2 separate regions of the Homo sapiens genome follow, and region 1 is linked to region 2. Evidence: chromatin loops called from intact Hi-C (ENCODE). Cell type or tissue: heart right ventricle. All regions are shown on one strand. Each heading gives the region's core, and the rest is flanking DNA. Links, peaks and the distances in the headings are about the cores only.

What was found. Peaks named below come from ENCODE experiments on the same cell type or tissue, not always from the same donor. Only the 100,000 strongest peaks of a DNase experiment are listed, where the experiment ranks them.
Region 1: a loop joins it to region 2, with 16 times the contacts of the local background. A loop is called at or near these places in 1 of 110 quality-filtered maps.

The regions. Positions count from the first base shown.
Region 1 is chrX:13,739,189-13,748,771 of GRCh38, forward strand. OFD1 (OFD1 centriole and centriolar satellite protein) reads left to right here. Exons shown (of 23, transcript NM_003611.3): 6 at 5,227-5,331; 7 at 7,131-7,267; 8 at 7,592-7,765. Among named protein-coding and RNA genes, the nearest start is that of OFD1, 9.2 kb to the left of the region's middle. In heart right ventricle, for the core only: no CTCF peak of the experiment used is centred there; no DNase peak of the experiment used is centred there.
Region 2 is chrX:14,489,114-14,505,601 of GRCh38, forward strand. It overlaps a transcript of GLRA2 not described here. Among named protein-coding and RNA genes, the nearest start is that of GLRA2, 32 kb to the right of the region's middle. In heart right ventricle, for the core only: no CTCF peak of the experiment used is centred there; no DNase peak of the experiment used is centred there; H3K4me3 peaks cover 985 bases; H3K27ac peaks cover 1,385 bases.

The DNA.
Region 1 (9,583 bases), core at 1-8,000, 750 kb before region 2:
ATAACTTTTAGATATTCAATTAAAAAAACTGTAGACAGTATCAAAGGCCCTACAGACAGGCTGAAAGATACTGTTTGTAAAAATACCCACTGTTGGGAATATTTCTGCAAAAAAAAAAAAAAAAAACTAATAACTTTTAGGCCAAGTGTCTTTGTATACTAGGTATCCCTCTCAAGTATAATTGGTAGGGTATTAGATGTATTAATATTTCCTTAAAGAATGAGAGTTGTGTTCAGTAATGTGTTATATATCTTTTGTTCTTAAATGTTTATACAGGCCGGGCGTGGTGGCTCATGCCTGTAATCCCAGCACTTTGGGAGGCTGAGGCGGGTGGATCACCTGAGGTCGGGAGTTCGAGATCAGCCTGACCAACCTGGAGAAACCCCGTTTCTACTAAAAATACAAAAAAATTAGCTAGGCGTAGTGGCGCATGCTTGTAATCACAGCTACTCAGGAGGCTGAGGCAGGAGAATCGCTTGAACCCGGAAGGCAGAGGTTGCGGTGAGCTGAGATCACGCCATTGCACTCCTGCCTGGGCAACAAGAGCAAAACTCCGTCTCAAAAAAAAAAAAAATGTTTATATAGACCTAATAAATTGCCTTAATTTTGGCCTTGATAATAGCCATTCATAGAGTCCATAACTACTGTGGGTTTCAGGCCATTGGTTAGACTTGATGATGGGCTTTGTAGCATGAACATAAGCTGGCAACTTGGCTTTGATGCATAGTTATTCTTTAGGTCTTTTAAAATAATCTGTTAGTAATAGTCCTTTTGTGTTGGTACACCCTTGGATTTTGTCTGTTGCCTGCACTATCATCCCCACAAGGACATTCATTTATTCATCCATTCATTCGCCAATTCATTTAGAACTTAATCATTTGAATACTTATTTTCTGCCAGCCATTAAGTCTGTGACTTAATCGCCAAGTCTCTTGGTAGTAATGTTAGCAGAATATAAATAAATTGGAGCACAAGATATTCTGGACTGCCCGCAAACTAGACCATCTCTACTGAAGTTCAGTATGGTAAATGATCCTATATTCTGTACTCTAAGTGTCGTCCAGTGTGACTCTCTGTGATTATGGAAATGTCTGTGTCTATGCTGTTTAATGTGGTAGCTGCTATCCTCATGTGGCTTTTGAGCCTTGAAATGTGGCTAGTGTGACTGGATAACTGAATTTTTAATTTACATTTAATTAGCTACACTTGCATAGTGACTACCATATTAGCATAATTCTGAGGTATATAGCTAGTATCTTTTGCTTAACTATTACTTCAAAAGGAAATTTGTGGCTTGAAGGGATATTAAGAAATAATCTATGGGCCAGGCACGGTGGCTCATGCTTGTAATCCCAGCACTTTGGGAGGGCAAACCTGGCTGATCACTTGAGGTCAGGGGTTCAAGACCAGCCTGGCCAACATGGTGAAACCCCATCTCTACTAAAAATACAAAAATTAGCCAGGCGTGGTGGTGAGTGCCTGTAATCCCAGCTACTTGGGAGGCTGAGGCAGGAGAATCGCTTGAACCAGAGAGGCGAAGGTTGCGGTGAGCCAAGATAGCGCCACTGCACTCCAGCCTGGGTGACAGAGCTGGACTCCATCTCAAAAAAAAAAAAAAAATCTATGTAGTTACTATAGATACATTATCCTTAAAAGTAGTTTTTCCATGGCCGGGCGCAGTGGCTCACGCCTGTAATCCCAGCACTTTGGGAGGCTGAGGCGGGCGGATCACGAGGTCGGGAGAGCAAGACCATCCTGGCCAACATGGTGAAACCCCGTCTCTACTAAAATACAAAAAAAAGTTAGCCAGGCCTGGTGGCGTGCACCTGTAGTCCCAGCTATTTGGGAGGCTGAGGCAGGGGAATCGCTTGAACCCAGGAGGCAGAGGTTACAGTGAGCCAAGATCACGCCACTGCGCTCCAGCCTAGCGACAGAGCAAGACTCCGTCTCAAAAAAAAAAAAATAGTTTTTACACAGTCTCTTTAAATGCATCTGGTTCAGAAAGACATCTGGCCGACAGCCCTTACCAGCTTCACCTAGCATCCCAGTAAAATTTCTGGAAGCCAGAAAAACTATGAGTAGCAGATAGGTCAGGCATCCTAGTGCCAAAATTTGGATAGAACTCTTAGCTAACAAAATAGCTCCTGGTAAGATAAAATTTTTTTAAAAATTGGTGTCTTCTAATTAAGTAACAGAAAACATGTAGGAAGATATTGTGTACTTAACCGTTGTCTGTCCCCTGACTCAGACCTATGGTCTTATCCTACCATATCTATGCTCAGGGGGTGCTAAGCTGTTGAATGGCCTTGGTACTTTTCCTCCTAGATTCTAGTCACCCATTCTTCCCACTGCTAATTTTCCTTTCAGAGATAATGATATCTGTTATGCGTGTCTGTGTGAAGAGACCACCAAACAGGCTTTGTGTGAGGAACAAGGCTGTTTATTCACTTGGGTGCAAGTGGGTTGAGTCCGAAAAGAGAGTCAGTGAAGGGAGATAGGAGAGGGGCAGCTTTATAGGGCTTGAGTAGGCAGTGGAAAGTTACAGTTAAAGGTGGTTATTTATTGTTAGCAGGGGAGGGGGTCCCAAGGTGCATGGTGGAGAGATCTTGGGACTCATTGTCCAGAAGAAGAATGTCACAAGGTCGATTGATCAGTTGGGGCAGGGCAGAACAAGTCATAATGGTGGAATGTCGTAAGGTTGGTCAGTCAGTTAAGGCAGGAGCTGTTTCACTTCTGTGGTTTTTTAGCTGGCTCCTGCAGGCCATCTGGACGTATATATGCAGGTTACGGGGGTTACAATGGCTGAGCTTCGGCTCAGAGGCCTGACAATATCCAGAAAATGATGTGCACAAAATTTGGATGAGGGAAGAAAATTTGGACATCGGCCCTTTGCTTTTTGGAAGTAAAAATTCTTATCTGCAATTGGCAAAAGAATAAGACATATACATCAATGGGGACAGAATTAGGAAGTCCAGAAATACATCCACACAAATATAGTCAATTGATTTTTTTTTTAACAAAGGTGCAAAGGCAATTCAATAGAGGAAAGATAGTCTTTTCAACAAGTGGTGCTGTAACAGTTGGATATTCATATGCGCAAAAATGAACCTAGACACAGATCTTATTTATTATACCTTACACAAAAACTAACTCAAAATGAACCATAGACCTAAATGTAAAATGCAAAACTATAAAACTTCCAGATGAGAACAGTAGAAAGTCTGTGATCTTGGGTTTCGTGATGAGATGTAACACCAAGAGCAAGATACATGAAAGAAAAAAGTAGATCAGTTAGACTTTATTAAAATTAAAAACATCTCTGTGAAAGACACTGTTCTTTTTGTTTTGTTTTTGAGACGGAGTTTCACTCTGCCACCCAGGCTGGAGTGCAGTGGCGTGACCTCGGCTCACTGCAGCCTCTGCCTCCTGGGTTCAAGTGATTCTCCTGTCTCAGCCTCCTGAGTAGCTGGAACTACAGGCGCCTGCCACCACGCCTGGCTAATTTTTTTGTGTTTTCAATAGAGATGGGGTTCACCATGTTGATCAGGCTGGTCTCGATCCCCTGACCTCAGGTGATCGCCTGCCTCAGCCTCCCAGAGTGCTGGGATGACAAGCGTGAGCCACTGTACCCTGCCAAAAGACGCTGTTAAGAGAATGAAAGACCCAGTGTCGAAACCCATAGAGCTTTACGTCATCAAGAGTGAACCTTAATGTTTGCAAATTTAGGTCAGGTGATCCCAGGATGGTATGCAGACTGTGACAAAATCTAATCCCCTTCCTGAAGGGAGTGGGGGTGGGGGAAAAGGTGCTGAGCTAACTACTGTTTTTAGTTCCAAGAAACTAAACATTTCTTAAGTAATTTATGCTTGTGGTTTAAAACAGTTTCAAACTATTCAGAAGGATATAAAGTGAAAGCAAAGTAGCAGTTTCTGCCCATGTTCTCTAATCTCACGCTCCACTGATAACTAGAATTAACAGTTTCACTCCACTGATAACTAGAATTAACAGTTTCTTGTTTATCTTCTAGAATTGTTTGAGGTTAAAACTATGTATTTGTAATTAAAACACAATCAATTGGGATTATATCGTAGATACTGTATGCAATTTGCTTTTTTTAATCCACCAATGTATCTTTCTGTAGCAGTATAGACTAATTATTTTTAAATAATGTATTTAACCCCCTATTGATGGAGATCTGGTTGTTTTATTGTTTGCTTTTTGCCATTACAGGTAACCTATGTGCAGTGTGCACCCTTTGTGCCCTTGTGAAAGTATACCTGTGTAAATTCATAGAAGTGGAATGACTAGATTAAAGGGCACATGCATTTCGAATATATATAAGCACTGACAAATTTCTCTTCCAAGTGAATGAGTATAGCTATATATCCACTCCCTTGCCAACACTTAGCATTATACAAGTTTTAATCTTAGCAGTGTTATAGGGAAAATAATGGTTTCTCTGTTGTATTAATTTGCATTTATGATTTTGTTCATGTTTATTCAGCATCTAAAAATTGTGTTCATCTTTGACAATGTAGTTTTTTCTGCAAACTACCCATGTTTTTCCCCATTTTTCTGATTTTTTTTTTTTAAACTGATTTGTAAGAGTTCTTTGATGTTATGAAAATGTCATCACTTTAGTCTTGGTTATGCCTCCATATTATTGCAACTATTTTTCCCAGTGTGTTATTTTTTTATTTTATGCCATATGTAAGTTTTCAGTTTTTATGTAGTTAGATTGATAAATATTTCTCCTTATTCCTTCCAGGTTCTGTATCATGCTTGGGAAGGCCTTTTCTCAGATTTATTAAAAGATATGACTGGGCACAGTGGCTCATGCTTGTGATCCCAGCACTTTGGGAGGCCCAGGCAGGAGGATTGCTTGAGGCCATGAGTTTGAGACTAGCCTGGGCAACATAGCAAGACCCTGTTTATACAAAAAGTAAAATTAGCTGGGCGTGGTGGGTGGTGGTGTGCACCTCTAGTCCCAGCTACTTGGGAGACTGATGTAGGAGGATTGCTTGAGCCCAGGAGGTCGAGGCCGCAGTGAGCCATGATTACACCACTGCACTCCAGCCTGGGTGACAGAGCAAGACTTTTGTCTCTAAAAAAAAGGAAAGATATATAATGTAAAAAATGATAATGTCCTAAAACTAAGATTGTAAAAACAGTGACTGAGCAGTGGTTGAAAGTTCTGAAACAAAACTGTATGCATATGTTTTTTAGGTTTTCTTATGCATTTTTTAAAAGAATTGGCAGAATATCATCAAGCTAAAGAGAGTTGTAATATGGAAACTCAGACAAGTTCGACATTTAACAGAGATTCTCTGGGTAATTATAGCCTTCTTTCTTAATTTCAGTTCTGCTGTTTTCATTTTGAATGAAGGAAATTATCTGATTTACCATATTGTGTGATTGCTCCTTGAACTGGAGGGATGCAGCCGGCAGGCAACAAGGGAATTCATTTCTGGAATCATCTTGGGGGACCAGGAAGTGCTCTCCAGTGTCATTCCCTAGCCTCATGAATGCCAGGGCTACACTGGCCAAATCATGCAGGGATTCAAAGGCCCATATTCTTCCTTGTTTGTTGAGTTTGACTTCTCTTAACTGGGAGGTTCTTCCTCGTGTCTTGTCTAACTTTACAGCCACCCAGTTAGAAGATTATAAACTACTTGCTTTGCAAAGTACTAGAGAAGTCAGTGACTTATCACTTCATTTTATAGTTGAGGAAACCGAGGTCCTCAGAGGAAGAGCAACTTGGAAACACTCAGTCTGCATCAGAACTAATAGTGGAGTCCAAGTTCTCCCATCCATGATCTGGAGCTTTTTGTACTATCCAGCTGGTCTGCAGTACCATCCTGTCTGTCAGTTTCGTGCTCAGTAGAGATGGGAAATAGCTGTTTAAAACGATATGCTTAATGGATTTCTTGGCCCTTCCTTACTCTTAAATGGTAACTTGCAAGAAGATAAGTTCATAATTCATAAAATGTATTATATGACTATGCCTTTAAGTGTATTTTTAATTCAATTAGAAACATATTACTTGCTAATTATCAAGCAGTGCTGTTCAGTGGTGTGAGCCACATACATAATTTTAAATTTTCTAGTAGCCACGTTGAAAAAAGTAAAAAGAAACGGGTGAAATTTGTTTTAATAATATATTTAACCCAATACATGCAAAATATTATTTCAGCATATATTCAATATAAAAAATACTAAGATATTTCACATTTATTTTTTGCACTGTCTTTGAAATCTCATGTGTTTTTTACATTTAAAGCACATCTCAGTTGAGTCTGGTCACATTTGAAGTGTCAATGGCCCCATGTGGCTGGAGAGTCCTGTGTTGGACAGCATCTGGAAAATACAGAAAAGTAGATGGAAAAACATGTCTAAAGTCATCCCTACCAGAGATAAACACTATCGATGTTTTAATCTACTTCTGCCAGCCTTTTTCCCCTCTGTGCATACTTTTTGGGTGGGCGTTATACACGGTTGAGATTGTACTCTGGGTTCAGATTTGCACTTTGCTATGTGGTTGATTCTGATCCATAGTTGGTTTGAGGGCCATGGACTAAGGGAAGAGTCAGTAGACCTCACTTTAATCCTGGTTATGCTGTCATGTAGTCACTTATTAAGCTATATCAGCATTTGTTCTTTATGTGTAAAGGGGAGGGGTTGATATACGTGATCTTTGATTCTTTTAAAGTTATTGTTTTGAATATGTAAGTCAGCTTTAACCAGAGTCCAATAAAGAGCTCTCTGCCTTAGCACTTAGAGAGTAGGAAGAGACTCCAGTATTTTCTGACTTAAACTGTACTCTTGGCTTTCTTTTTCCTCTAACATTTCATGATGAACATTTTCAAACATACAGAAAAGTTGAAACAATTTTAGCGAACACTTGTATACCCACCACCTAGATGTCACTATTACACTTGTGTTATACTTGCTTCATCATTTTTATCTGTCCATCCATTCATCCACCTTCCTTTTTTTGTATTTCAAAGTAAGTTGCAGATAATCCCTACACTTTCCCCTAAGTATCCTCTTTACTTTTGAACCAGAGGTCTGGCGTCTTACGCACCTGACGATGTTTCTATGTCCTAATTTGATGTGTTATTTTTTAATAGCTGAGAAGCTTCAGCTTATTGATGATCAGTTTGCAGATGCTTACCCTCAGCGTATCAAGTTCGAATCTTTAGAAATAAAGCTAAATGAGTATAAGAGAGAAATAGAAGAGCAACTTCGGGCAGAAATGTGTCAAAAGGTAAGCTTTATCTTGTTACTGTAAACAAGAGTGATGTTTTTGTTTGTCTTCTAAAGTCTTAACCATAGGTATATGGGAAAATATCTAGAACTTTTAATAACGAATGGGATACTGTACTGTTGTGCAAATTTTTTTTTATTTCTGGTGACATTTGTTTATGCCTTTTGAGTGAATCCTACAAATAGAGTGAATGAGATAAAACTAACATGAAATAAATATATTTGGACAGAGCATTAATGTTAAACCTAGATGTAGAGAGAGAACTTGTTCCTGTTTTTATAGTATAATAGTTGGTATTTTTAATTTTTTGTGATCAATTTGCAGTTGAAGTTTTTTAAAGATACCGAGATAGCAAAAATTAAAATGGAAGCAAAAAAAAAGTATGAAAAGGAGTTAACCATGTTCCAGAATGATTTTGAAAAAGCTTGTCAAGCAAAATCTGAAGCTCTCGTTCTTCGGGAAAAGAGTACCCTTGAAAGAATTCACAAGCACCAAGAGGTGGTATTTACAAATATTTTATGGGTGGCTATTTCCTGCAGCTATTAGTAGGTTGGCTCGAGATCCAGCAACAGGATGGTACAGTTGATGGAACAAGGCCCCAGAAGAGCAATAGGGACTGGGGCCAAGAGTGCAAATAGAAGGATGGTCCTTGAAAAGGATACACAAATTTGCTTCCTCTGAGACTGATGGAAAGGCGAGAACTGTGGAGGTGAACAATCAAGTTGGGATTATGAGAAACACACCCTAAATAAGCTCCATCTCCTCAGGCAGATTAGAGGGTTAGATCTTGGGTTTTAGGAGCAGATTGGAGGTGCAGAGTAGTTCCTGTGGGTAAGGGAAGAACAGCCCTTTAAAGCAGAGAGGACTGATCACCTGTATTGAGGGCTCAGCTGTGGTTGGGGGAGCCTGGAATTGAGAGAGGTCAAACCAGGTGCTTGTAAGTGAGTTTTCTGTTCTAGTTCTGGGGAGGATTTGTAAGTATCTCTCTGTCCCTTTCAGTGAGGGTGGAAAGATGGAGATGCTTGGGAAGTAGAGCTTTTCAGAGCCTTATTTGACTAGAGAAAGGCAGCCTACTTAATCGAAGATTCTGGGGCTCTCTTGGGTAGTGAAGGGAAGCAGAGGAGAGGGCAGGTGGCTGCTAACCTAGGGGGAAAGGAAGGGTTGAGTGGCAGTCTCAGTGATCAAGGACTCGATCTGGATAGACTGGTAGGTGGAAGAATGAGGATGGTCCAAGATTACAGAATTGCAGGATGAGGTTTCAGGTGGAGACTAGAAACCAAATGCAGTATGCTGCCATTGGAGAGAGCCATGGAAATGAGCAAGGGTGAAGGTCCCTGGGGTAAAGGAGTCACCACAAGGGTCATCCATGTGACCATTTGATCTTGTCACCCCAGAAAGTAACTGGACAGGAGACAGAGAGGGTGAGGAGTGAGAGGGAGTCCATGTTGGCAAGCAGGATTGGATCTACTCCTTTAAATCATATTCCTTTCCCAAGGGCGTGTCTTAGACCAAACTAGATTTACAGCACTATTTCCAACATACATCCAGAACTACTGCTGTCAGATGTTGAAAGTAGGAATGCTTCCCCCTAGTGTCCACTCTCGCCTGGGGCTTCTCAATAAGACCTAGTTGTTTAATGCTAAGGGCACCCCCTCTAAAATTTTGTATAGCATTTCTGGGAATTGGGTTTGCTTCAGCTATAAAAATGAATGTCAGAAGCACATATCTTTGAGATGATTGGATTGTGTTTAGACTAATAACTTCAACCTTCAAGATAGGTGACTGACTAGATCCCTGTTTATTTATCTGATCATCTGAAGGCTTTGAAGAAGATTGTCATCCTCATAAGAAGCACCATGTCTTTATTCCCTCACCTGGACTGTCCATCCCCTTCTCTCCCTGATAAAAACCATAGTGTCTTTCAAGACCCAGCTTGGATGTCACCTGGGTGATGCCGTCCCTGACTCCCACTGAGCGACCCATTTAGGCCTCATTCCTGCATCAGTCTTTATGTACTTCAGTTACAAAATCATCACATCTTAGTGTGATTGTTTCTCACTCCCTGACTAAATTGTGAGGTCTTTAGAGATGAGGACTATATCTGTCTACCTTTTTATATCCAGTTCCCAGTATGCTGCTTGACATGTCATAGGTAGTTAGTAAATTCTTTCTCTGTGAACACACAAATGGAAGGATGGCCCATTCTTTTAGGAGTTCATATGAGCTTGCTAACTCTGAGTCAGAATGACCCGTGAACTGAAACATTCAGACGACACCACCACTAAAAACCATGGGGATTCAATTCTTTTGGAGTTT
Region 2 (16,488 bases), core at 4,049-12,048:
TGGTTAATATATGGTGGTTATTTCCTTTCTTTTTTGAAAACTTATACAAGATAATTTAAAATGGTTTTTGAATTGATAGTCATTTTTTGTCCTAGTACAAATATGTTATAATCAACTAATAACTTGAAACACAGGTAAAATTGTATGGTGATTTGGGGACTTTTCTGATGGTATAAAGGGGTCCTCAAACTCACAAATGTTAGGAAACCTTGATCTAAGTCATGCAGAATTGGGCCATCTCCTATTATTGTTGTGGGACTTTTCCTTAATTCAGCTAAAGATGGGGTCCTTGTCACATGGCCATGAAAATTTAGGCTCGCAGACGATTTGAAGAGTGAGAAAAATGGGATTTATTGGACAAAAAGGAAGAAAAGGGGAAACAGACTCTTAGCGAGGTAAGAGTTTATGCTTTCTGCTCATGGGCTTCCCGCCTTGCAGACTGAATCCCAGGTACAACCCAGGAAGAGGAGGGGCCAGGCTTCTCCCCAGAGAAAGCGATGCGGACTTCTGTGGTTGCACTCCAGTGCACACTCCTCCCAGTGTGCAGGTCGGTCAGAGGCTCTGCCAAGGAGCCCTTACCACCTGGCTGTCTCATTATGAACTAATGCCTGCAAATGGACGTTACAAATCATTGAGCAACAAGGATTTGTCGCTTTGTCACTGCTGACCAGTAGACATTAGAATATTGCTGGAGCAGAACCTGGGACAGAATCTGGGTTGTTAACAATGGAAAATTAACAAAGTCCTTTTAAAACCAAATAAAAATCCATTGCTTATCTAAAGTGATTATTTTTTTTCTTTTTTTTTTGAAAAATCCTATAATAGTACAATGTCTTTCCAAACATGAGGAAATAATAGGACCTAGAGAGAGCATGACAAAAAGTCAAGGAATCCCAGGCATCTAGCCATTTAGTTTCTCACCCAAGCATTGTCTTGTCCTGATCTTGACTCCCTTACGTGTCCCTGGATAGAGACAGTGCCCAGCTAACCCATCAGTCAGTATCCTCTCCTTTCTAACAATCCTCCCTTCATCTCAGGCTACTCACCTGCCTGGGATTCAGCTGTAGGAAGATGGGTAGTCAGTTACAATTGCTCCAGGGGCTGCATGTACACTGTGTCAAATATCTTTGCAGTTCTGATTAAATAGCCAACATTATCTGTTCTTCAGTAAGCTGCAAGTGAAGTCAGTGGGCTTGGGGGAGTGTGTGGGAGGCAGAAGGGAAGGCTAAAACTGGTGATGCAGCTGGGCTCTAGTACCAAGATCAAGAGATAAGATGCAATGAGTAATTCACTTCTAGTGAGTTTTTTCATAGTCAAATTAATTGGAAAAACAGTTTAAAAATAGTACAATCTGATATGTATCTTTTCCTTAAAGTTGGAACAGCAGGAACAGACAATTCTCTAAAAAATAAATTCCTTCTGTAATACAAGCTCCTTTAGCTCGGTTCCATTCCACAGTTTGCACTTCAGATTTCAGTTTATCAGCTTGCAAAATTCATGTTCTTGGTAACAACTAGGAGGAGGGAAGGTGAATCAGAGAATCTTCATGGCTGGATGAAACAAACAAACAATGAAAATCTTCTGTCATTGATGCTAAATCGGTGGTAGTGGCTTCTTGTGTAAGAAAACACACCTTGATAAGGGGTGGGAAGATTGAAGAGAAGTAGAAGGAGTGTATGGGGGAAAAACTTTATTGCCTTCTATCACCTACATGGGTTTTAATGGACATTTTATAAGGCTATCTTATCATACTTCCAAATTGATATGACCAGCTTCAGCACACAGCACACACTCTGCACATAAGAAGTACCCAATAAATATTTACTAACAGCATCTGACCAATTCAAGATCAATTTAGAAGACTGCTTCTGTCTTTTCTCCAGTCTATCTCTATTTGAATTCAGCTCTCAGAATTCCTCTAACTAGGCTCAAGACTGAGATTATAGTCAGAATTACTATAAAATTTGCTCACATAGGCCTGCTATTATGGTCAGAAAATAATATATTTCTAGAGGGAAACTCACCAAACAGCTTTTTTTCCTGATGATTTTCAAATATTTTTTAAACATCAATAATAAACAATAAGCTTTTTCATTTAAAAATTATATTATTCTGTCCATTTGCTGTAAAATAGTTCAAAAATAGGATCATATTTTTACCTACACTTCATAATATTGTTTTGCCATCTATGATTGCAAAAGGAAGGCCACATACTCGCCTATAAACTGGCGGTTTTGTTCACTTCTATTACTAAAGTCACCTTAGTTCTTCCTTTCGTAGGTTGCCTGAAGAGTTTGTTTGTAAAAGAGTAATAGATTAACACTCAGTAGAAATTTGAAAACATTGGGAAAAAATCTCATTTCCTTTTCCCAATCTTTTAATTTAGCTTTGTCATAAGTAAATGCAAATTCTAATCAGTGGTTCTTAAACTTCAGAATGCATAAGAATCCCTGGAAAAGCTTGTTAAGACACAGATTCCTGTACTTAGCCCCAGAGATATGATTTCGAAAATGTTGTCTGGGCATCAGGATTTCTAACAAGCTCCCAGGTGATGTGATGCTATGGGTATGCAGGGCACACTTGAGTAGTACTGTTCTAATGGCCTGGCTGAGTTAATGGAGCCATTCAAAACACCTGACGTCCTCCTAGAGGATTGTAGTTGGGTCCAAATAATCCAGCCTAATAAGTGAGGATGGATGTCAAGACGTGGGTGTCCTCCAGAAATATTATGTTTTGAGACCAGCCCCAGTTTGGCAAACATGTCGTCATAGCTGATCATTGTGACTCATGCCTACCAATTCAGTAAAGTCTTTGTGCACTTTACAGAAGTATGTGCACTTTCAGAAAGCTTGTTTCCTTAGCTTGGGAAGTACTGGGTCAAATCAAACTTGAGGTCATTCTAGTAGAACTGTGAGAAAGAGAAAGAGCACCCAAACAGATCCTGTTACTTTCTATGACAGCAGTTTAAAATACCATAGCCTGAGGAGAATGAGTGAACTCATCCATCCCCTTAGGAAGCAAAATGGATTGAAAAAAAAAACAGGTGTAAAGTGGATTTTCAATTAACTCAGACAAGTTTTTTTGTCCACTTGAGTTTTGTAGGAGCTTAGCCTGCAGAACAGCAGGCTGTCAGGAAACTAGGAAACATGATTCAAAGGACATGAGGTTTCCTTGAGTGTCACTGAGATGCATTCCTATCATCTAGTCTCCTCATGCTCAGTCTCTGTGAGACTCTGCTTGAGGAATAGACTAAAATCCAATTCAAAAGGTATTGAGAACTTCTGGCTGACATGAAATACATACACTTTACCCTATCTTCCCACTAATTACAATTAAAAATTTTAGATATAATACATAAATTATCTGGAATACTAAATAAACACATAAAAGTATATTCAACCTCATTAATCATTAAGGAAATGTAAATTGAAACCATAATAAGATATTGCTACATAATTACCAGAATAGCTTATTAAGCCTGAGACTACCAAGTGCTGGTGAGGATGCAGAGCTACTGGAGATCTCACACATTACTGATGGGAATTCAAAATGGTATAGTCATTCTGGAAAACAAGTTTGCAGTTTCTTATAAAGTTAAAGAACAAATGAGAACCAAAATTTCTAAATGATTACCCTAGTGTCTTAGTTTGTTCCTGCTGCTGTAACAAAATACCTGAGACTGGGTAATTTATAAAGAACAAGAATTTACGTCTCACAGTTCTGAAGTCTGGGAAGTCCAAGATCAAGGTGCTGGCAGGTCTGGTGTCTGCTAAGGGCTGATAACTGCTTGCAAAATGTGCCTTGTTGCTGTGTTCTCCCAAGGGGATGAATACTGTGTCCTCATATGGTGGAAGGGCAAAAGGGCCTAGCTATTTCCCTCAGGACTTTTTACGAGGTCACTAATCCCATTCATGAGGACTCTGCTCTCATGACTTAATCCCTGCCTAAAGGCCCTACATCTAAATACTAACATGCTGGGTTTTAAGCTCTAATATATGAATTTTGGGAGAGACACATACATTCAAACCATATCACATAGAAAAATGAAAACTATATTCACACAAAACTGTACATGAATTTTAATAATAGCCTTAAAGTGGAAAAAAAATGTTTTTCTATCATGTTTTTTAAAATTTTATTATTATTATACTTTAAGTTTTTCAACAGGTGAATTAACAAATTGTGATACATCCATACAATGGAATACTATTCCATAATAAAAAAGGAATGAATTAAGGATATGTAAACAACATGAATGAACCTCAAATACTTATGTGAAATGAAAGAGGCTAATCTAAAAAGGCTACATTCACAGACCTTTACACCAAAACAAATGTGAATTTTACTATATGTAAATTTAAAAATAAAAACAGTGTCTGCTAAGGCTGAACATATATATATATATACACACATATATACACATATATATACTTATATACATATATACACATATATACATATATACATATATACACATATATACATATATACACATATACACATATATACACATATATACATATATACATATATATACATATGTACACATATATATGTATACATGTGTATACATATACACGTATATATGTATACACATGTATACATATATACGTGTATATGTATACATATATACGTGTATATGTATACATATGTATACATATATATATAGACACACACACACACACATATATATGTTCTAGAACCCCATCATTTTATTCCTTGGCTTATATCCAAAAGAAATGCATATAATTATTCACTAAAGGATATACATGAAAATGTTTACAGTAATATTACTCACAATACTTTAAAAACTAACCAAATAACCACCAATAATAGGATGTATAAATAAAATATAGTATTTTCATACGATGTAACATACATGGGAATTAATGAACTGCAACTACACACAATAATAAGACCTACTGTCACAAAAAAATGTTGCATTTAAGAAGCCAAACATGAAAGTGTACATACTAAATAATTTAACTTATATGAAGTTCAAAAGAAGGTAAAACTAATCTAAGGTCTTAGAAGTTGGGGCAGCATTTACCCTTGGCAGGCTAGTAGTGACTGGAAGGGAAAGATAAATCCTATTGAGGTGCTGGTAATATTCTGTTGTTTACCTAGGTGCTGTTCAAATGGGTGTGTTTGGTTTGTGAAAATTTATAAAGCTGTAATCTTTTGATTAGTACACTTGCTTTGTGTGCTATATACTTCAGTATTATGTGGATATGAATAGATTTTTCTAACAAGAGTTTCCACAGATTTCATCTGTTTTGCAAAGGATTTTCTGCCTCAAAAATAATTGTAACCATTGAACTGGTGAAGAAAGAACAGACCTTGGATGGCATTAGGTTTGTGGGTTGATCACAAAACTGGTTTTTTTCTGTCTTTTTCTGAGTTGAAAGAGTCTAAGTCCTATCCTATTTAAAGTGTTGGTGATCTTGTGATATTCCCCAATCCTAGCTATATTTCTGAGAAAGCTGTTCAGTGTTTACCTGAAACTGAGGTGTTTCCTACGACTAGGGACTTTCACTGGAAAACTGGGAAAGTCCTGGGAAAACTAGAATGGAAGTGGAAGAGACGGTTGTCTTGCTCTTTTTAGAAAACAGCAAATCTCCGAAGTCTCATGTCATTGGAGTTATTGGACTCTGGGAATCACCTGACTCCCGTAGAAGCACCTAAATGGGTTTTGCAGAAAAACTGGGTGGAATTTCCAGCAGTTCCAGTATTTGAAGAAAACTAGTGAGGGTCAGGACAGCATTTAAAAATTCCCAGATGTTCTGAGTATGAGGGCCGCCACATCACCTGGCCTTTAATCAGTCCTCTGTATGATGCCTCCTTTCATCCTCCAAGTTAAGTACAGGGACTTGGTTTCCTGTGTCACTTCAGCCGGCTGCAATTTTAGCAGTGGCTGCAATTTTAGCAGTGGCTTCAGGATGGACAAGTGATTGAATGAATGTCTTTCAGAGTCCTTGCTGGTAGATCAGATTGAGCCAAGGCAAACTTGTCACCATACAATGAGTTTCCTAATGCCCAGAGAAAAGGCATAAATGGCCCATTAGCCCTTGAGAGTTTTCAATGTAATGTAGTTTCTCTTTCTAGGATTGTGGCTTTTGATGTTTTCCTCTTATATTAGGTGAAAACCACTTAAAACATATTCAATATAAGACAATCAAAACCTGTCATTAAAAAAATTCTCTAAACATCGCAGAAAACTATAATGCAGGCGAATGGACATTATGTTTTACTTTTTAACCTGGTTCTAAATCCCTTCAAATAGAAGACATCTATTTTGTTAGTCGATATAGGGTTCTACTCTACCATCTAGAAAAGCAGCCATGATTAGTATGAGAGCTAGAAAGAAGGTGGAGTGGAAGGGGGAAAGAGAACTCTATCAATTACGTTGATTGAGCACGGGGTATATTTCTGAAATTTCTGACCCACCATATATATATGTCTGTGTGAGTGTGTGTATATATATATACGCACTATATATGTGTATGTATGTACACATACATATATACATATTGCATATATATCCTTATATACTTATATAAGGATATATATGAAAATATTACATATATATATATCCTTATTTAATCCTCCCAACAACCTTTGAGTGTATTATTATCTGTTTTATAGATAAGAATCTAAGGTTGAGAGAAATTAAGTAATTTGCCTTATGTATGCACAGAAAGCATAAAAAGGATTTGAACCCAGTTCTTCTTGATGCCTAATGATACCTCAGGGACTTTATGACCACTCTGGGCCTGGGAAATAAAACAGTCCATTTTGCAAAGGAGTACTTGAGCTGGTGGTTTTCAGGATAGTTTTGTTTCAGATAATCCAAGAGAATTGTGGAAAAAAATTGTTCTAAGACAGAAGCTTGTGAGCTGACATTTCTAGCTAAGGAGAGTTCATTGTGTTTGGGGTGAAAGGGAGATGAAATATTTTAGCATGGGCGAAATGCAAAGTCTACATGGGGTAATGACAAGAAAAAAAGAATGCATAGATTGTAGGTGAGGGGAAGGAACTTGAATCCTAGGTAAGTGTGTTGGCTCAGATGAGCCCAGAATTCCATATTGACATAGAGGGACTGTTTCCCAAACAAAGCCATTTTTATATGCTGTTCATCAGACTATACACCAAGCTAATGGTCTTACCTTGTATCTTGAGTTCTTCTAGAATTGACAGTCATCTCTAAGAAAGATTAGCTGAATTAGTACTGAGTAAATCCGCACATATGTGGGTTGATCTCAGATATGGTAACTCAGATTGTTTTTTAATACCATAATACGTTTTTCTCCATTTTCAATGCATTTATCACCACTTTCTGTCCTTGAGATAATTATATAAACACAATTAACTATAAGGCAAGTGGAAAGACTGTTATTACTGTAGTTGTCTTTAAATCTTGGAAATCAGTGATTTAGCTGACCCTGCTTTCCAACATTATCTTAATGCTAGCACTAAATTATTGTAAATCCAACATGTTTTCCAAGTGCTTTTATTCTGAAAGGTTCAAACTGTTTTCTAGATTCTTCATTAATCCTCACAATATGTGCAGGAGGTACTTGCTGTCAAACGTCAGGCCCATTTTACAGATGGAGGATTTAAGCAGTTTAATAAAAGACATGTCAGTCACATCCTCAAAGGAGTAAGGATCCAGCTCAACCGTGAACCTAGACCTGCTGGTTCCCCAGCTGTTGCTGTCTTTATTAAGGAATGTGGCTTCTCTTGGTTTCACTCTGGTGCTGGCCTTCAGCTGGTTACTAGGCAACTTGAGTGATCACAGCCTAGGTGGTTCAAAATACCAGAGCATCAAAGTCCTAGAAAAATGAAGCAAAATCTTTTCATTGTACACATGTTAAATTTAGTCTAATACCAAACCATTGTACCTGAGATTGGCCAGGAAAAAAACAAAAAAGCTTTGAAGGGCTACCAAACACCATGCGTCTGATATTTGGGTTAATTTTAGGCTGATAATTATTACAAGTGTCTTAGAACACAGAAGAGGAAAAATAAAGTATAGGCTGCTTGCTCTACAGAGCTTAGAGCCCAAGGCACTCAAATAAATAGTTGTATCACATGGAAAGATGATGTAAAGTGGTTGATGAGGGGTCAAGATAGAGAAGAGAAATCGTCTGATAACCAGGGCAACTTGATGTTAGCTTCTGTAAGCTTTCATGATGATTTCAAAACGAGAAAGCAAAAGTGAAAGTAGAGGGAACAAATTTCCCCAGCTACTTATTTCTAAAGCTCAGAAAGGAATTTATCATAAGAGTAACAGGAAGAAAACAGCTCGGTGCAGTCTTTTATAATTCTCAGTGTGAGGATCCATGTGGGCTTGGTTATATGAAGTGGGTTTTCTCCTTGAAGACAGAGAAGGGTACAAAATGTGGTGGTCCTGGGCTTTGCAAACAATAGCTGAGTCACAAACCACAGCACAGTCCTTGGAGACATAGTGAGAGAGTGGCAGGCTGAGCCTCCACTTCCCATCCAGACACATGACATGTTGCTGGGAGCATTTTCACTTCGTTCTGTTTCATAAGGGGACATTTGAACCAGATTTTAAAAGGCAAAAGCTCAATTTTTCTTAGTTTTAAAAAATGTTGCCATTTATTTGAAAACCTGTGGGACAATTGGCCTCTAAGATACACTTTGCCCCACCCCCTCCCATCTATCTCACAGCTAGGCAGACCAACTCAAAATGTGTCCCTTAAAAATCCTGTTTCCATGTGGCTCTGCTTAAGGAGGTACTCTAACCCAGAAATATCATCCTGGAATAGAACAGACAGCAAGATGGATTATGCATCACAAGTAAAGTACCTGCCATCACAATTACAACTCTAATATATAGTGAACACTGGCCAATAGCTTATGCTCTTTAAAGGAAGAGATGTTATTTTCATTTCTTCAGAGTTCTTGAGAATTCTTTAAAAAGTAAAGAAGTTATGTAAATATTGGAAGATAGTCATATCACACTGATTTGCAAATAATTCCATGGTTACCTAAAAAAACAAAAAAAAAACCAACAGGCTCAATTAAAAGAAAATTATGTGACTAGAAGTAAAATAATTTGGTAAGGTGCTGGTTACCAGGAAAAATATTTTAAAAACCAACTGATTTACTCATAGAAACCAGATAGAAATAGAAATGGAAAACACAACCATACACCTCATTAACAATAAAATAAAAACTACAAATTACATAGAAACAATTTAACAAGGAAAATGTAACATTTATTTAAAAGAGCTATAAATTTTATTGAAGGACATAAAATGAGATCTGAATAAATGTATTGACAAACTATACCCCTTGATAGAAAGTATTTTCCCCCCTAGGTCATTGACATTTTTATTTTTAAATTTTTTTATATATAATATACATATTTTGAGGGCACATGAGGTAATTTAATATATTTGTATAATTTGTACAGATCAAATCAGTGCAATTGGGATATCTGTCACCTTAAATACTTTTCTTTATGATAGAAAAAATTGAATTATTCTCTTCTAGTTATTTTTGAAACATATAATAGATTATTATAAACTATAGCCGCCCTACTGATCCATCAAACACTAGGTCTAATTTATTACAACAAACTGTATCTTTATACTCATTAATCAGCCTCTCTTCATTTCCCCCCACCCTGTACCCTTCCCTGCCTCTGATAACCATCAATTTCCTGTCTATCTTCATGAGATTCTCATTTTAAGCTCCCACGTGGGAAGGAGAATATGTGATATTTGTCTTTCTGAGCTTGGTTTATTTCACTTAACATAATGACCTCCAGTTCCAACTATGTTGCTGCAAATCACAGGATTTCATGCTTTTATGGCTGAATAATATTTCATTGTGAATACATACTACATTTTCTGTATCCATTCATCCATTAATAGGTACTTAGATAAATTCCATATCTTGGCTATTATGAATAATGCTGCAATAAACATAGGAGTGCAAATATCTCTTTGATACATTGATTTCCTTTCTTTTTGGGTATATACCCAGCAGTGGAATTGCTGAATTATATAGCAGTTCTATTTTTAGGTTTTTGAACTTCCATACAGTTTTCCATAGCTGCTGTACTAATTTGCATTTTCAACAACAGTGTACAAGTGTTTCCCTTTGTCCACATTCTCACCAGCATCTGTTATTTCCTGTCTTTTAACAGAAGCCATTTTAACTGCAGTGAGATGACATTTCATTGTGGTTTTGATTTGTAGTTCCCTGATTAATGATGTTGAGCATTTTTTTCATATACCCATTGGCCATTTGTATGTCTTCTTTTAAGAAATACCTATTCATGGTATTTCTTAAAATACCTTGGAATCAACCTAGGTATCCATCGATGGTGGATTGGATAAAGAAAATGTGGTACATATACACCATGGGATACTACACACCCATAAAATAATGAAATAATGTCCTTTGCAGCAACATGGATGCAGCTGGAGGCCACTATCCTAAGCAAATTAATATGGAAACAGAAAACCAAATTATCGCATGTTCTCAATTTTAAGTGAGAGTTAATCTTGGGTACATAAAGATGGGAACTATAGACACTGGGACTCCAAAAGGCAGGAGGGAGGGAGAGAAGCAAGGGCTGAAAAACCTCCTTTTGGGTACTATGTTCATTATCTGTGTGACGGGATCAATAGAAACCCAACCTCAGCATCATGCACTGTAATCTTGTATGATAACAAAACTACACCAATACCCCCAAATCTAAAGTAAAAATGGATTTTTTTTTAAAAAAATTTATTCAGGTCTTTTGCCCATTTTTAATTGGATTATTTGTGGATTTTTTCTTCTATTGATAGTTTGAGCTCCTTAAAGATTCCAGTTATTAATCCCTTGTCAGATAGTTTGCAAATATTTTCTTCCACTTTGTGTGTTGTCTATTCACTTTGCTGTGCAGAAGCTTTAGTTTGATGTAATCCCATTTGTCTATTTTTGCTTCAGTTGCTTGTGCTTTTGCAGTCTTACACAAAATATTTTTATCCAGACTACCATCCAAAGCCCTAGAAATTCTGCTCTGTATTTTGGCCAAAGGAGACATCAAATCTGAGTGGCTGTTCAGCATCACCATGCTGTCTCTCTTTTTTTCTCAGCTAAGTCACTGTCTCTTTTTCAGCACTAGATGGCTGCCAGGTTTGCTGAGGCCCAGGTTTGCCTTGGTTCTAATACACAATTAGAGTGCCATCCAACCCAAATGGGAAAGTTCCAAAGGGGATATCCCAGTAGTATGGAAAGTCTTGTTAGAGGTTCATGCCCAGGGGACCTGAAACAAACCTGAAACAAACAAAACCCAGACTATAGCATGGTGATGCTAAACAGCCACTTTGGATGGTAGTCCTACCTCACCCCTTTGTCTCTGGCTATGCTCAGGGATATTTCTCCTTTCAGGTACTCTTGATGCTTCCTGTGGGTTGAGGTAGGGACAGGTCTCCTGACAGGGAATCCAAGATGGTGGGGAAGCTAGTTGTCCACCTTTGTCTTACTTTCACCAGTGTGGAAACCATGGGTCAGGGAAAAGTTTTCTGTGCATTTAGTGATGGACAGATTGCAGGGAAGGGTGTCACAGATGTACAAATCCAATTCTCTTCCCATCTGCTCAGAGTTTTTTCACTTTCCTGTGGCCCCAGAAATGGTCTCATCCTCATATTTTAATTATTAGACATTGTTGGTGATCATCTTGACACTGTATATGTTTTTGATTCTCTGTAGTGATGGGAGGAATGAAGCCAGCTTATATCTACACCACCATTTTGGAACTGGAAGTCCTCAGAAAGTCTTAATATAATAAAAATGTGATTTCTTTTCAAATAAATACACTTAATATCATTTCAATCAGAAACCCAACAAGGTTTCTTTATAAAATTGATAAAATGATTTTTCATAAGAAAACAAAGTATGCAAAAATTGCCAAGAATGTTTTCGAAAAAGTAGTAAAAAAAAAAAAAAAAGATTTATCCTACCTGCTACTAAAATTAAAGACTGCTGTATTCCAGAATCTCCCTCTCAGCATTTGTTTCTGCGGAACCCACCATGACACAGTAATGATCTATCACTCAACCATATTTTGATGGGAATGTCAAAATTTAATTTCAACACTGTTTTTTATTCAGGTGAAGGAACATGAAAGGAAAGTGTATTTAAACTTTTTAAACCTACATATTGTGGCCAGTTGGGTCCCAGGTGGGCTACGCATCCATAAAATAGTCCTCATGATCCATCTCCTATTGTCTTATGCCTTTTGTGCTTCGCTTTTTAAACTTTTGCTTTTGTGACCTGGTCCTCCTCCTTGACTGGATCGTTTGGCTTATGTTCCATCCAGTACAACCCCTCCCTGCTTTGCTTGTACTTCTGTGATTTGGCACCCCTCCTTGTGCTTTGTTCTGGCTTGGCCACATTTATGCTCCACTTGGCTTTGGCTCAAGATCCAGCAACTTTTTTTCACTTGCTCTATCCTACGAGCCGTTCCAGAATTTCAAATTTATTCACAGCCTCATTCACAGCATACTGCTCTCCCTCTGAAGAAAAATATCTCAAGTGGATTATAGCAAGTGGCTATACTTAAGAAATTTGGAGGCTCTGGGCATGTTTTATTTATCAGCCAGGAATCGTAATTATAGTTGTATTAGTTTGCTCAAGCTGCCATAGCAAAGTACCACAGTCTAGGTGGCTTAAGCAATAGAAATGTTTTTTTTTCTGAAAGTTCTGGAAGCTAGAAGTCTGAGATCAAGGTGTAGTTGGGGTTGGTTTCTCCTGAGGTCTCTCCTCTTGGATTGCAGATGACCGTCTTCCTCCTATGTCTTTATACATCTTCCATCTGCATGTGTCAGTGTCCTAATCTTTTCTTATAAGGATACCTGTCATATTGAACTAAGACCCACTCCAATAACCTCATTTAGCCTTAAGTACTTTTTAAAAACCCTATCTCCAAATATAGTCACATTCTGAGGTACTGGGGTTAGAATGTCAACATATGAATTTGTGAGAACCCACAGTTGAGCCCACAACAGAAGTTTGGCTGCCTGGATCAAACATATATTCACTACTTTCTAACTAAGGGAATCTGAGCAAGTTCCTTCATTTCTTTTGGCCTCAGTTACCTTCTCCATTAAATGAAGTATTTGCCTCACAGAACTGTTGTGAAGACTAAATAAAAATGGATGTCCAAAGTGCCTGACTCATAGTTAGCACTCCATAAAGGTTAACTATTATTAGCATCTTTGACATTCCAGCACCAATACAGAATCCAATACAAATACACATAATACATATTGATATATGTAAAAATATGCAAATGTGAGATTTTTATTCAGTTGCTCATTTGCTTAACAGGTATTTATTGAGTATTTACTGTATACAGTCAATTCTTATGATTTGTGTTGGTTATGTTCTCTAAAGTCACTGTGAACACTGAATTATTTAATACCGAACCATTGCTCCTAGTAGAAACACAGGATTAGGTTCCTATAAGCCTCTAGCCACAATATTTTCAATAACTGATCAATATATAACTTTGTTTTATGTGTATTTCTGTTTCAAAACACTTTATCTAATATATAGTTAATTCATTAACATTGAACTCATGGCCAACAGCACATCACTCATACCTGAACAAAGCTTGTCTAACATATGTGTTTTCTCTGTAACGCATATCATGGCGTTTTTGTACTTAGCAACATTAGACAGCACTCCAGCACTACGCTACATTTTAAACAGTGAAATTACCAAGAAGAAGCACAAAAATGCAAAAAAAAAAAAAAAAAACCATGGCAGTAAATAGACTACAAAAGGACACTTGTTTAGAGTCTGAGAGCAGAAATAAGAAGGCAGAGTGTCACCTTGTTCAACCTCAGCTGGGAGCATGCATGCATATTGAGAGACTAAAATTTTTCATTGCTTAGCACATATCCATTAATGACCATGAAACTGCTGCTACTATTGATTTTGGGGGTTGCAAATAACTTTTGGCAAGTAAGTTAGTTCACAAATACAGAATCCTAGAGTAAGGAGAATCCTAGAGTAATGTCAATCACTGTATTAGGTTCTAGGGCACACTACAGAACAAGGCAGTTGCTTTAGTGTTGCTTACTGTCTAGCAGAGGACAGAGCAGTAGGGTGGCAAAAGAGGGACTTAATGAGTGACCTGCTGATTTAAGGAGTTTACAGAAATGTTCTGATTCTTTGAATCCTCTGGAGAGGAAGAGGATTCCAAGTATCTGCCTCCTGAAGGAGCTCTGCTGTCACTCCACTTTCCGACGATTAGTTTCTATTTCCAGAGGGTACCACAATTGGGGAAGACCCTAGTGAAGTTCAAACTGAGTTATGTAGTATGTCAGCATGTTTTTGTGTGTCCTCTGTCTCCTGGGAAATGCTTGCACTTGACTTGATATGGAAATAGCATTATCTCTTTTACTCAAATAGTCCCTGGCTGCAATACTTGCCCTCTTCAGCATGTGTCGCTAACCTTTTGGTGCTCTCTTCAATGCCAACAGCCAGCATTCTTCAAGGTGAGGGCATGAGGGCAGTGAGCAGATCTCTGTTGGGGACTCATATGGACTTGTTCTACTCCGCACTCTGCCACTGAACTTTAATACAAGGATTCTGAATTTCCTCTGCGCATGAGAACCTCCAGGAGGGTTTTCAAAAACCAATAATGCCAAGCTCTATCCCTGACCAATCAGATCAGCTCTGAGGGTGGGGCCCAGGCATCTTAAATTTAAATTATTTTTTTAAAATTCCCAGATGAATGTCATGTGTATCCAGAGTGGAGAACCACCACTTTGATTTATTTGTGTTTCAATTTACTCATATATAGAAAAAGATGTTGGCATCTGATGAGTCCCAAGAAAATATGCTGTAAGCTACAATCCTAAATTCCATTTCAAAACTACCGGGACACTTCCTCCTCCAGTCTTTTTTTCTACTAATATAGCTACTATAAGAAATATGCTAATTAATAGATTTTCTTCCCCACAGTATGTTTACGACATCATTGATGTCTGTCTCCCTATTCACAAGTTTGGAAGAAAATAAAGTGATGTTTTTCCTTCCAAAGAAACAAAAACAAAAGAGGCAAAAATATAACTCAGTGTATACTGAATGGGAACAAAAACACTATGATCTTTCACATGATAGCTGAACTTAAATGCTCTGTGACATGAATTTCAATGCCATTTTCTGTCTCTAATCACATCCCTTGAGCACTGAGATCTGAGTGCCATCACTGTGGTTAGAAAGAGCAAAAGAGACACAGAGTTGAGCCAAACAGGTTTTTTTTTGTTTTTGTTTTTGTTTTTGAAAAAGAACCTGTCTGGGATTCTGAAAAATAGTTCAGATCAAAATCTACAAAGTAAACCTAGAATAAATTTGAGTGGGCAGATGAGCAGAGCAAAGTCCACAAGGCTCTCCCCACAGGCCAAATGATGAGTGAAGTAACGGACACTTTGGCAGAGTTCTCATCAAATGAGACACTAAAATCCCATGCTTGAGTTACTTAATAAAACCCTCTTTGAATTATATACAGCAAGTCTTCCTAAGGTAAAACAAAATTGTGAGAATAATTTAGATACTCTAATCAGCAGTGATCCAAAGAGATGCTAACTATTAATGAATGCAGTTTAAAAAATTATCTGGTACTAATCTGTTAGGTTGGGACACTCAGTTCATGAACCACATGGGGCATAAAATATATTGTTGATGTCCAGCAGCCAAGATATGATGTTTTTCAAGCCTGTTGGCAGTAAAGGGAAAAGATAATGGAAAGAAGCTCTGAGAAAAGTCTGAGTATGGGTCTAGGAACTTCTAGAATGTACCAGAAGTTGGGCAGTATTGCTTGATTAGTAAGGTGTCAGCAGTTACTTCAATTCACATGAATGGCAAATGACACCCTGACAGTGACATATTCAAAGACTACACACAATCAGATCCCAGGGAGAAAAAATAAAGACTGGGTAGAGTGTGTTGTCCATGACACAGAGAAGTAAGCAGGTAGAATGTGTCTACACAGGCATGAATCAGAAGTGAGGTCAGGAAACAGAAATTAGGAAGCCAAACTCAAATATTGAGTTCCAAAGGCTGAAGGATTCTATGAGTCAGAAATCTAAAGTGAGACAAACTTACCTAGAATTTCCGAAACAAATACAGAGCTGTTAGTAAGAAAAGATCTGGGAACTGGAGGCTTCCTGATAGGTAGACCAACCCTTCTGGTTTTTGTGGCACTTTCTTGGCTTTAGCACTGAAAGTCCTGTACCCAAAGACAGCCTCTCAGTCCTGGGAAAACAGAAACAGTTGATTATTCTGTTGTTATATAATCCTGAGCCAAGACTGAACATTTTCTGAGTAAGAGGAGGCCTATTCTAAGGAAGACTATAAAGAGATACAGACAATTTGAGGGGAATGTCAGAGAATAAATAGGGAATCAAGAATGTACCTTATAGCTAACACATCTGGCCATGGGTTAGACAT